2 separate regions of the Homo sapiens genome follow, and region 1 is linked to region 2. A link is a contact called in ENCODE Hi-C or POLR2A ChIA-PET data. All regions are on one chromosome and are shown on one strand. The core of a region is the stretch at or near the end of the contact, and the rest is flanking DNA. Distances in the headings are between cores, read along the strand shown. Region 1 holds the start of GPRC5A (G protein-coupled receptor class C group 5 member A). Region 2 holds the start of GPR19 (G protein-coupled receptor 19).

Region 1 (5,847 bases), core at 2,214-4,713, 200 kb before region 2:
GGGCAGATCACGAGGTCAGGAGATCAAGACCATCCTGGCTAACACGGTGAAACCCTGTCTCTGCTAAAAATACAAAAAATTAGCCGGGCATGGTGGCGGGCACCTGTAGTCCCAGCTACTCAAGAGGCTGAGGCAGGAGAATGGCGTGAACCCGGGAGGCAGAGCTTGCAGTGAGCCGTGATCGCACCACTGCACCCCAGCCTGGGTGACAGAGCGAGACTCTGTCTCAAAAAAAAAAAAAAAAAAAAAAAACCATCCTAGACTTTTATGCACCAACTAATATAGCACCAAAATACGTAAAACAAAAAGTACTGAAGGCTGGGTACAGAGGCTTACACCTATAATCCCAGCACTTTGGGAAGTGAAGGCAGGAAGATTGCTTGAGCCCAGGAGTTTGAGTCAAGCCTAGGCTACATGGCAAAACCCCATCTCTACAAAAAATTTAAAAATTAGCCAGGTGTAGTGGTGGGTGCCTGTAGACCCAGCTACTCAAGAGTCTGAGGCAAGAGGATCACTTGAGCTTGGGAGGTGGAGGTTACAGTCAGCCAAGATTGTGCCACTGCACTCCAGCCAGGGCAACAGAGCAAGACCCTGTCTCAAAATAAATAAATAACTGCTGAAAATACAAGGAGAACCCAAAGGCAATACTATAGTTGCATGAGACTTTCATACTTCTTTACCAGTCCTTGGCAGATAAAATATACAATATGAATAAGAACATGGTAAAATTGTGTAAATGTTCTATGGATACTTAAATAGAAATATTCTCTATCTTCATATCTTATTAGATCTCCATTACTAATCATATAATTCAGATCCTCTATATCAGTGATCAGCATAGATTTTCTATAAAGGGCCAGGTTATAAGCAATTTAAGACTCTGCAAGCCACACATTTGTAGCATGAAAGCAGCATAGATGATACATAAACATATGAGCATTGCTGTGTTTTAGTAAAATAGTGGATTACAGGTTGTGGCTCATGCCTATGATCCCAGCACTTTGGGAGGCCGAGGCAGGCAGATCACCTGAGGTCAGGAGTTTGAGACCAGTCTGGCCAACATGGTGAAACCCTGTCTCTACTAAAAATACAAAAATTACCCAGGCGTGGTAGCGGGCGCCTGTAATCCCAGCTACTTGGGAGCCTGAGGCAGGAGAATGGCTTGAAACCTTGAAACCGGGAGGCAGAGGTTTCAGTGAGCCGAGATCACGTCACTGCGCTCCAGCCTGGGCAAGAGCGAGACTCCATCTCAAAAAAACGAAAACAAAAACAAAACAAAACAAAACAAAAATCACTTTATTTACAGAAAGAGGCTATAGGCCATATTTGGTCCATGGACCATAGTTTGCCATCTCTACTCTATTATGATTGCTTAATAGGAACTATGGTCCATGGTCCAAATGGAACATTTGCCAAAAATGAGCATATTTAGAATACAAAGACAAATCTGGAATTAGAAAATAAGAAATGTGCAGACCATATAGTCTGACCACAGTGCAATAAAAATGAGAATAAAAGAAGCAAACACCCTGAACTACTCAGGAAGTCAAAGATTCCTCAAGCAAAAATACTCCTCAATTTATTGTTTACTATACCACCATATTAATTCCTCAGCTTAATCTTGGGACTTTAAATAGTAGTGGACCCAGAATGAGAAGAATAAAATCACGCCGTCAAAATTGTTCTTCATACCCTGTTGTCTTCGATTACCATTCAAGACTAGAATACAAAAAAGCCAGTTCTAAAGGGAACTTCCAAGGCGACGTGTGCAGATGGAGAGGGGCCAGAATCGAAACACAGGAGGGGAAACTGGGGGCCTCCCCAAGACCCCTATGAGGAACTCAGGCCCAGCCCCTTGCCTGATCACAGTTCCATGTTCCTGCGGAGCTGGGAGGAGAAATCAGTCTTCCTGACTCAAGGTTGAGAGCTCTTCCCGGGAAACCAAAGGGTTCTGCTCATTCCATTCTGCCCTTGAGGCACTCACCTCTCCACGCCCTTGGAGAGGTCCCTTGTTTCCCACGTAGCGCCTCTCCCGGCCCTTCCTTCCCCTCATTCCTTCCCTCACCTAGCAGACACCGGCATGCAAACCTGGAGGGTGTGTGCCCCCTCCGCCCTCACCCCTCCCGTGGTCCCTAGCCCATTGTGTCTGAAGTAGCTGAAGTGTTCCCCTTCAGGAATGAACCCACAGCAGTGGCTGATTCGGCCGAACCCTTCAACAGGTGTGGTGTTTACACAAGCCTCTGAGGAGACAATCAGGAATGGAAAGAAGTCAGGAATGGAAAGTCCTTCAAATTCCTTGATTCTGAGCAGGTTTCAGCTGTTAGCTAGCCTTTCCCATGGATGTTTAAAGCTATCTGTGGCCGGGCGCGGGGGCTCACACCTGTAATCCCAGCACTTTGGGAGGCTGAGGCGGGCAGATCACCTTAGGTCGGGAGTTTGAGACCAACCTGACCAACATGGGGAAACCCCGTCTCTACTAAAAATACAAAATTAACCAGGAGTGGTGGTGCATGCCTGTAATCCCAGCTACTCGGGAGTCTGAGGCAGGAGAATCGCTTGAACCCGGGAGGTGGAGGTCGCGGTGAGCTGAGATCGCAACATTGTACTCCAGCCTGGGCAACAAGAGTGAAACTCCATCTCAAAAAATAAAATAAAGCTATTTGCCAGCCTTCCCCATGGATGTTTAAGGGACCAGATGGAACAGCATCTATGCTATTCCCAAATCCTATCCATAAAGTCGGTAGTGGAAGGTGCACTCTCAGCGCACATTCAACTTTCATCTGTCCCAGGTTTCTGAGCAACTCAAGGCACACCAGAGTGGAACTGACCGCCCACACATCAAGAGAAAAGGGATGGGCTTCTAGATCTAATTCCCAAAACTCAGAAGGGCTTTTTGCAGCATCTGGGTAAAATAGTAGCTGTCACCGTGTCCTCCCTCCTGCCCCTGCCCCTTGTTTCCCACTCCCCCTCCACTCCCAGTACCTTCGGGTCCTCTGAGATCTTTCTCCCTCTATTCTTTTCCTGCAGAGTGATCCCAGAGCTGCTCACCTCCTGCCTGGCCGGATTCCATCTACTCAAAGTTTGTAGAATGTGTCCGAGCAGAAACTATTACCCTGATTATCTCTTTGCTCTCTGCCTCTATCTTAGCCTAGGAAACCCGCAAAGGGGAAAAAAAAAAAAAAAAATCTGAGTTGTTAAACTAGAGGAACTGTTTCCTAGGGAATTTTTTTCTCATAGCCAACTGTATTCCATTACCAGGATTTCTCTCCTCTTCTATCCCACCCCTCCCAACGCCCCGCTCTCCCCAGACGATTTAAATCCGGAGGCCCCAGCGCTCTGGGCTCCTGGCGCCTCACTTACCCTAGTGCCAAGGCGTTGGCCGTGAACTTGGTGCTGCTTCCCGCGCGCAAGAGGGCAGCAGGCGAGCTCCTCAGTGCTGGGGGAGACCTTGGACAGCTATCCCGCCCTCGCACTCTGAGCAGTTGTTATAAAGGCGGCCCTCGCCGGAGGGAGGGAACGAGCGAGGGGTGAGCAGAGGGACAAGGAGGGGGAGGGTCGAGGGAGAGGACACGCCTATTCCAGTTCCACGGCACTTCATGCTGTTATGAAAATAAAGTCCCCGTGCCAGGGAATGACCCAAAAACCGTCTGACGTCAGAGGCACAGTCACCCCTGGAAGCTGGGCGGGGGTGACCACCCGGCCCTGCCCAGCGCATCGGACTCCTCCGAGACGTGCTCACGCGCTGGTCCCAGGGCGCCGGCTACGAGAGGGGAGCCGGAGCAGACCAGCTCCTTACGGGCCCCGCCAGCTGTCACCTCCCGGGGGAGCCACACCCGCCTCCCCGCAGGCACTCGGGTCCACCCGGGGCAAGGGCCCAGCCCGCGAGATTGCAGCAGCTCCGCCGTCAAGTCCAGCGGGACAAGCCAGCCTTCCTCCACTTTCTTTGACCTTAGCTTAGCCTTTCTCTCCATCACTCTCCCCCAGCCACTGCCGTATGGGAAGCCAGGCTTCAGAAAAAGGAGGCAGCCACCTTCTCAGGGCTCCCCAGCCAAAGCCACGTGAAAGCCAAGGAAAACTTCCCCCACCAGGTCCGTAGTTAGCTCAGCAGCTCCACCTGTCAGAGTCTAGACAGGCACCATTAGTGCTGCCCTGGGGCTGAGAGATCAGTATCTCTCCTTTCCTAACTGCCTCTCCTAAAGCCTCGACAATGCAGGCTGATTGAACGGGGGCGCCAGATGAAATTATGAAATGAAGGAATTTGCTTTGGTGCCTGGTTTCCCCTCCCTCCACTGCCCACTCCTCTTCCAGGATCAAGCCAATCGGACCGAAACTCGTCTTTGTTTACGTGTGGAACGATCCTGGAGTGGCTGCCCGCCTGTGTCGGGGCTCAAGCCAGGTTCTACCCCATGCCACGGGGAGGCAGGAGGGACTCTGTTTTTAAAGTGGTTATCAGCGCGCTTGGTAAACTAATCTGGATTATTCTGCATATGAAGAAATGGGGGAAGGCCCAGGGCTCCCCAGCTTTCTCTTCACTTCTCCCCACACCCCAAGTCTCCAGAGCCTAAAGTGCTTTTAAAATGTGACCTACTGGAGACTGTGACCCCACCATTGTTAGGTTTTTATTTCACTCCCAAAAAACCACAGGCAGTGCCTTGAGTGTTGGAACACTTTGAGGTATGCAGCCCAGGGGTCTGTGAGTCCACCCATTTCACACCTAAGACTCCCAGGGGTGTGTGTGGCAGAGTGGGGGTGGGTACTGAGAGACTGGTGGGACTGCAAATGACAGTGCTTTATAGTGTGTGCCATCCGCTAAGTCAGGGCTTCTCTCCGGACCCCAGCGTTCTCGTCTGTTCAAGAAGTTGAACTAGACTACCATTGTACAATAGAACTATAATTCAAGCCACAAACATAAGCCACATTTGTTTTTTATTTTTTGTGTGTTTTTTCTTTTTTAGACAAGGTCTCGCCGTCACCCAGGCTGGAGTACAATGGCACAATCGGCTCACTGCAGCCTCAATCACCCAGGCTCAAGCTATCCTTCCACCTCAGCCTCCCAAGCACCCAGGACCACATGTGTGCATTACCACACCTGGCTAATTTTTTTGTTTGTTTCTTGTTTGAGACACTCTCACTTTGTCACCCAGGCTGGGGTGCAGTGATACCATCATGGCTCACTGTAAGCCTTTACCTCCCAGGCTCAAGCAGTCTTCCCGCCTCAGCCTCCCAAGTAATTCTTTTTATTATTTATAGAGACAAGGTCTCGCTGTGTTGCACATGCTGGTCTCAAACTCCTGGGTTCATGCCATCCTCCAGCCTTGGCCTTCCAAAGTGCTAGGATTACAGGTGGGAGCCACCACACCTGGCCCACATATGTCATGTTAAATTTCTAGCCACATTAAAAGAAGTACAAAGAAACAGGAAAATTAATTTTAATAACACTGTATATTTTTTACCCAAATATGATCCCAAATATGATCATTTCAACATGTAATCAATATTTTTAAAAATATTAAGGGGCTATTTTACTTCTTTGGTTTCCAACTATATCCTCAAAAACCCAGTGTGTCTTTTATATTTAAAGCACCTGTCAGTGTGGACCAGCCACATTTCCATTGCTCAAAAAGTGTGTGTGGCTTGTGGCTACCACACTGGATAGTGAGGACTAGTTGTCCCTGGTGGCTCTTCCAGCACGGAGTCTGAATCACCATGTCTAGGGTGAGTTTCATGACATCGAGCAAAAGACGTCAAGTCTGAGGATGGTGAAAGAACAAAGATGATGTGGTTTTGGGGATCCTACCCTATCTCTACACCCCCTCCCCAGGACCACATTCCCATTAGGTCCTCCTA
Region 2 (6,151 bases), core at 1-2,500:
TAGAAATCCTTCCATAAAAATACTTTTTAAAAAGTCACTTTGCCTGCCTTTTTTTTTGTTTTCAAACGAATCCAGTCATATCTGTAAAACAAGTTTCCATCAGATCTCATTTTATAAGCAACATCCTCTTCTAAGCCACCTGAAACTGACTTTGAAGAGCTCTTCAAACCATTTCAAAAATTTGTTTGTTGGCTTGTGCTTTCTTGGGTTAATGCTTCTAGAGTCGTCTCCAAGTTTCAAATTTTGCATGGCTGCTTTTTTTTTTTTTTTTTTTTTTTTACTTCGCTTCAAGAGTCAGTCTTAAATCATGTAGGTTTTGCTTGAGGTTTGCTCGAGCAAGAGGACCTTAGGTTTGGTCTTATTTGCATTTTTACCATAACTAGGCCTACATTCTAAATAAGTAACTAAATGCCACCTATGAGTTTCATTAACTGTGGCTGCTTGCCACTTTTTAGTTCTGGTTAGGGTGGTGCTATTGTTTTCCTCAGGTTCATTAGAAACATCTTCCGTGACAGCTCTGACGCGGCACCGATTTCTGAGTGTCCAGTGTTTTCCCTACCATTATTTTCTTTGGTCTGAAGTTGACACTTAAACTGTCCAGTTTTAAACCTCCGATCCGTGTTCCCAAATGAAAACATGACTTTCATTACGAATTACACGTCAAGGGAGCAAACCAAGGCGCTCGGGGCGGCGAGAACCGCGACACAGCGCTTCGCCTGGACTGGTAAACAAACCGCCGCGCAGGCGCAATGGCAACAGGACGGTAACCTGGGTAGCCGCCAATGGGCTTTTTCGTAGAGTGAAAAGCGGAAAAGCCAAACAAAACGCTGGTTCCAAGGTGATAAACTGGCTGACTTCCTCTATTTTTACTTTTTTAAAAAATTTTGTTTCTGAAGAAGTAGTTGTGCGGCCTTCTGGGCCTCGCAGAGATCTTCTTCGTGGAATTCCTCGGCCCCAGAGAAATGCCGCTAGCCTGTCGGCTAGTTATATTAGCCTAATTTTTTGTCTTGATCTTTTTCATTTGACTGCAGCACTAATCCTAATCCACTGGGGCAGCAAAAAAAAAAAAAAAAAAAAAAAAAAAAAAAAAAAAGGGCGGGTGGGATCTCAACGCCACGGAAAACCTTCATACTAGCCGGCCATCACCAAACCACGCGAGATCTGCCTGAGGAGAAGCGCCACCCCGGGAGTGCACGTTTGCGCATGCGTCTGGCTCATCATTTTTAGCGCGCAAAAGTTTCAAAACTTTCCGCCTAGTGAGAGGCGGTCCGATTTGGCCCTTGGGGAGTGTCCGTCGCGTTGATCTGATGGATTCACGTACACAACACCACATTCTATGAGATTTTGCAGGCAAAAGTCCACAAGCTCGTATGGTCATCCCTTCTTTCCGTTTTTATATTGGCCGTGAACTCTGTGAGGGGAGGTTTCAGCGACTGAAGTAGTAAAGGAGTGGGAGCGGGAGAGCCGATTAATGAGGTTGTAGAATAAGAGAGAAATCTGAAGGGACAAAGGAGTTTTATTTATTTTTTGGCTGGTGACCAAGAGGATGTGAGTGTGAGCTAAGGTAATACAGTGGGAAGGAGAAGATGGGAAGATTTGAGAGATAAATGAAGGCAGTAGCTCTGTAGCCTACCTGGGAGGCCAGACTAGAAAGAAGTTGACAGTAGAGGACATTTTTCTTAAAAGAGTGTGAACTTATGCATGTTTGTAAACAGGCAGAAATGGCATGCATTTAGTACATGGTGTATATAAGGTGGAAATCGGGACGCCCCTAATGGAATGGAATGAGGAAGATTCTAAAAGCCACAGTCCTGAACACAGGCCGAGGTGGAATTGCGAAGAACAGTCGCGGTAACAGAAGTCAGGAATTTGGGAACTGTCTCGAGGGATCTGACCAATCTGACCTCTTTTTGTCTCTCAGGATATATGGGACACCTGCACCGGCATTGGATTTGGCCCCGCAACATCTTAAAGGTACCACCCAACACCTGAAGTGTCTGCCTCCTTCCGATGGAGCCTCCTGGCCCCTCCCACCTCTCACCAGCTTTACCCTTTAGCCAGAATGAAATGTGGATTTCATGGAATGAAATGGTGGCATTTAGCTACCACATTACTCAGATGTGTCACTGACACCTTACAGAAGTACATACTTCTAGCCTCTAGCCTCCCAGTTCACTAGATATTAGAGTCCATCTTGATATCGGCAGCAATTCTATGCCACTTAGCTACTATAATTTGATTCTTTGTATACTATCTGGAGTACAAGGCAGAAGAATGCTGATGGAATACGTAATTTTACTCCAACAAAGGAATGGCTGATAGGTAAAGAGTATCACTTCATCTGTAAGAAAAACTAAATATGGAAAGCCACAGGATTGAAGCTAGCAGTGATGGAGAAGGATCCCAGTGTGAATATATAGAATGGAAGTACTTCAGTAAAGAGCCAGGCATGGTAATCACTTACCAAGAAAGTGACTTCATTTCATTTTGGCAGCCTAAAGTATATCCTGGCAGCTGCGCTGTATGTGTGAAGTGCATAGGAAAATGCTGCAGGAAAAATCCATGGAGGCAATGGAATAGGATTTCAGGGTTGAAGCCTGGGTGTCTTGTTTTAGGGAGTGGGATCATCCAGCTCTGAGAGGCATGACATCTCGATATGATGTCATATAAAGTGTGTACAATTGGGAATCAGACCTGGGCTTTGACTTTAGGGTCTGCCAGTCACTCTGTGTGTCCTGTCTGAATCTCAGTTTCTCAATTTATAAAATAAGGATAATAGTGCCTGTGCCATAGGATTATTGTAATGACAAAATGAGGTAGCATAGAACTTAGTGTAAAGTACATGCCACCTATCAGTTGAATTGTGGATGCTCTGTGCATCGTAGGTCCGTCTGTATTTAGGGAGCTTTAAGACAGGTACTCTACCGGGTCAGGCGCGGTAGCTCACGCCTGTAATCTCAGCACTTTGGGAGGCTGAGGCGGTCGGATCACAACGTCAGGAGATCGAGACCATCCTGGCAAATACGGTGAAACCCCGTCTCTACTAAAAAAAAAAAAATACAAAAAATTAGCCGGGCGTGGTGGTGGGCACCTGTAGACCCAGCTACTCCAGAGGCTGAGGCAGGAGAATGGCGTGAACCCGGGAGGCAGAGCTTGCAGTGAACCGAGATCACGCCACTGCACTCCAGCCTGGGCGACAGAGCGAGACTCCGTCTCAAAAAAAAAAAAAAAAAAAAAAAAAAAAGACAGGTACTCTACCATGCCCACACATTAGAATCACCTTGGGAGCTTAAAAAAATCCTAATGCCCTGGCTTTTCTCTATACCAATTAAATCAGAATCTCTGCGAGTGGAGCCCAGACATCAGTACTTTCTTAAAACCCTCCATTTTGCAACAAAGGTTGAGAGCCACTGCTTTAAGAGTTCCCTCTAGGGCCAGGCACGGTGGCTCACGTCTGTAATCCCAGCACTTTGGGAGGCGGAGGCGGGGGGATCACGAGGTCAGGAGCTTGAGACCAGCCTGGCCAACATGGTGAAACCCCATCTCTACTAAAAATACAAAAATTAGCTGGGTGTGGTGGCACGCGCTTGTAATCCCAACTACTCCGGAGGCTGAGGCAGGAGAATTGCTTAAACCCAGGAGGCAGAGGTTGCGGTCAGCCGAGATCGTGCCACTGCACTCCAGCCTAGGTGATAGAGCAAGACTCCGTTTTGGAAAACACGTTTGGAGGAATGAAGTTTAGAGCTTGAGACAGGCAGATAAGTAGGGCATCATGAGCTCTATTCAGGAGGAAGGCCACTGTGATAAGAATGGGGTTAACGTACTAATTTGGGAAAGGTCATTGATAAAGCCATTAGTATAATTGCCAGGATACACAGGCTTAGCTGTAGAGATAGAAGAGTGTCAGTCTCCCAAGCTGGTCTTTTGATCTAGCACAGGCAACACAGATAATGATGTCTTTATTGCATTACACATGGTGAATCTTGGGCCATCAGCAGGGCTGATGGCAGTAGTGGGTTGGGGCGGATCTTTACAACCTGCAATACCTCATTGGTTGGGGAGGGCATCAAGGCATGATTGAAATGTGTGTTCTTTTCCAATGAGAGGCTGCTGTACATGGGAATGCATGTGCAGCAGGGCATTGATAATGAAGTGTTTTCCGGTAGCCTATCAGGGTTGATGTGGCAGCTCTGACCACACAAGTGGTTTTGTTATTATTAACAGATGAGAAAGGTGAGGTTCAAGCCTGTCTTTGTAGCCTTTCAGGGAACACAGAATCACTTGGAATACAAGTGGCATGGTCAGCAATTTCAGCTTCTAAGAGACAAGTTACTTGCTAGTAGGACAATTCTGGTTTCTAGGTTTATAAATAACTCAGAAGTTGAAATCACCATACTACTTTAGTTATTGAATATAAGACAAAAAAGGTAGTGATAATGGCCAAGAATATCTTTTGCCACATGAAGTTACCTGTCTTTAATTGGGTTCCTTTTCTTGAAAAGCAGGCACACATGAGTGACAGAGAATCTTCCTGGGACCGATAGGAATGCTAGACAGATTGGTCTCTGTCTTTAAAGGTTTTTATGGGTTAGAGTGAGCCAGGACTAGAGCCAAAGACAAGTAATGCTTCAGTTTCTTAAGGGCTTTTTCAGCTGCTGGAGGCCAGTAGTACTTTTGCTCAGAAAGCAAAGGAGAAAGGGGCTTAAGCCCAGTTGGAGAAAAAAAAAAACAAAAAAAACAACTATAATTAGGTCTTTTGTGCTTTGTGGATATCAAATACCTGTTGGACCTTTTTCAGAAACTTTCATATTGTACCAGTATGGGGTTCTGGTTCTATAAATGAGGGTATCCAGTCCGTCTTTCTTTCTGCCTCTTTTTGGGGTACAAGAAATTAAATTTGAGTCAGGCGCAGTAGCTCACGCCTGTAATCCTAGCACTTTGGGAGACCAAAGCAGAAGGATCGCTTAAGCCCAGGAGTTCAAGACCGGTCTGGGCAACATGGCAAAACCCCGCCATTAACCTGGCTAATATTACAAAAAAAAAGACAAGAGAAGCCAGCAGCGAGTCATCACTGGACCTGACCAAGATGACCACTCAAAGAGAGGAATAGACTTCAGCAGGGAAAAGCTAAAGGTCTTTCTGGAGTTAGATAAGTGGCCAGCTGGTCAAAGGAGCTATAGTTGAAAAATTCATAGAAGTAGAGTTTTGTCCCCCTAAACCCACGTAAGTGCCCATTGAGATAAGGAATCAGTCTTTAATACCTGTGAGGTACAGGGAAACTGATGGCAGCTCATGTTAGTACCAACAAAGTAAGACGTATTGCTCATCCTCCTCTCAAACCCTGGAGGGATCAGAAACTAGGAGGGGCAAGATCTAAGGAAACAAGTCAGGAAAAAAGAGAAGTGGCCACACTGTTTTGTTAAATCTACTACAGAAGGCACAAACTGGGAGGAGGGAGAAATGCCTAAACTAAGTCAGGTGCCAACTTTTGATTGTTATATAGGACTGGATATTTTAGTTATTAACATCTCTTAACTAAAAATGACCAGAAAAAGTAATGGGACCACCCAAGTTTTAATTCAGGGATAAGAGAAGAACCAGCCTTGCAACCAGACACCCTTGAAGGGTGTTTTCAAAGGGACAGTGGAAAATGAAAATTAGGTGGTTTTAGGTTAATCTCAAAAGTCATGCTTATTCAGTGTGCTGGTACACTGTCGCTGAGCACCTACTTTGCTGTTTTAGATCCTAGAGGTATAAAGATGAATTGGATGACATCCACCTTACAAGAATCTATGAAGTCAATGCAATATGACATATGCAATCGTATAAGTAGTATATATGAAAATTAAAGTACTATGGTGAAAAGGAAAATGTGACTAACTTATTTTGGAAGGATACAGAGTGGGAGAGAAATAGAACTACAGATAAGATAAAACCCAGCAGGGTTTGAAAAGAGGAGTAGATGTTCACAAAGAGGACAAGGCAGAGAAACTGTCAAGTCTAAGCCACGGAGGCAATACAAGCAGTGTGAAGGGCATGCTTGTTCAGCAGGTGACTCAAATGGAGGTGAAATGGAGGTCACAGGGGTTGAGTTTAGACCAGAGCTATTGGCAGGCTCATTCTGGAAAGTTAACGGAATTTTAGAAACAGA

Evidence for each region. A loop is a pair of places that touch in the nucleus more often than their neighbours do. ChIA-PET counts read pairs that join two places held with the same protein, here RNA polymerase II (POLR2A). Pooled maps may share reads with other maps.
Region 1: a pooled map shows a loop between it and region 2 (2.1-fold over the local background). The contact joins the promoter of GPRC5A here to the promoter of GPR19 in region 2. A Hi-C loop is called at or near these places in 2 of 50 pooled maps. POLR2A ChIA-PET finds 5 or more read pairs at or near these places in 2 of 52 experiments (MCF 10A and activated T-cell).

The regions. Positions count from the first base shown.
Region 1 is chr12:12,889,178-12,895,024 of GRCh38, reverse strand. GPRC5A (G protein-coupled receptor class C group 5 member A) reads right to left here and starts at 3,463. Exons shown (of 4, transcript NM_003979.4): 1 at 3,361-3,463.
Region 2 is chr12:12,691,282-12,697,432 of GRCh38, reverse strand. GPR19 (G protein-coupled receptor 19) reads left to right here and starts at 1,250. Exons shown (of 4, transcript NM_006143.3): 1 at 1,250-1,368; 2 at 1,922-1,974. RefSeq lists enhancers at 1,083-1,162, 1,343-1,502.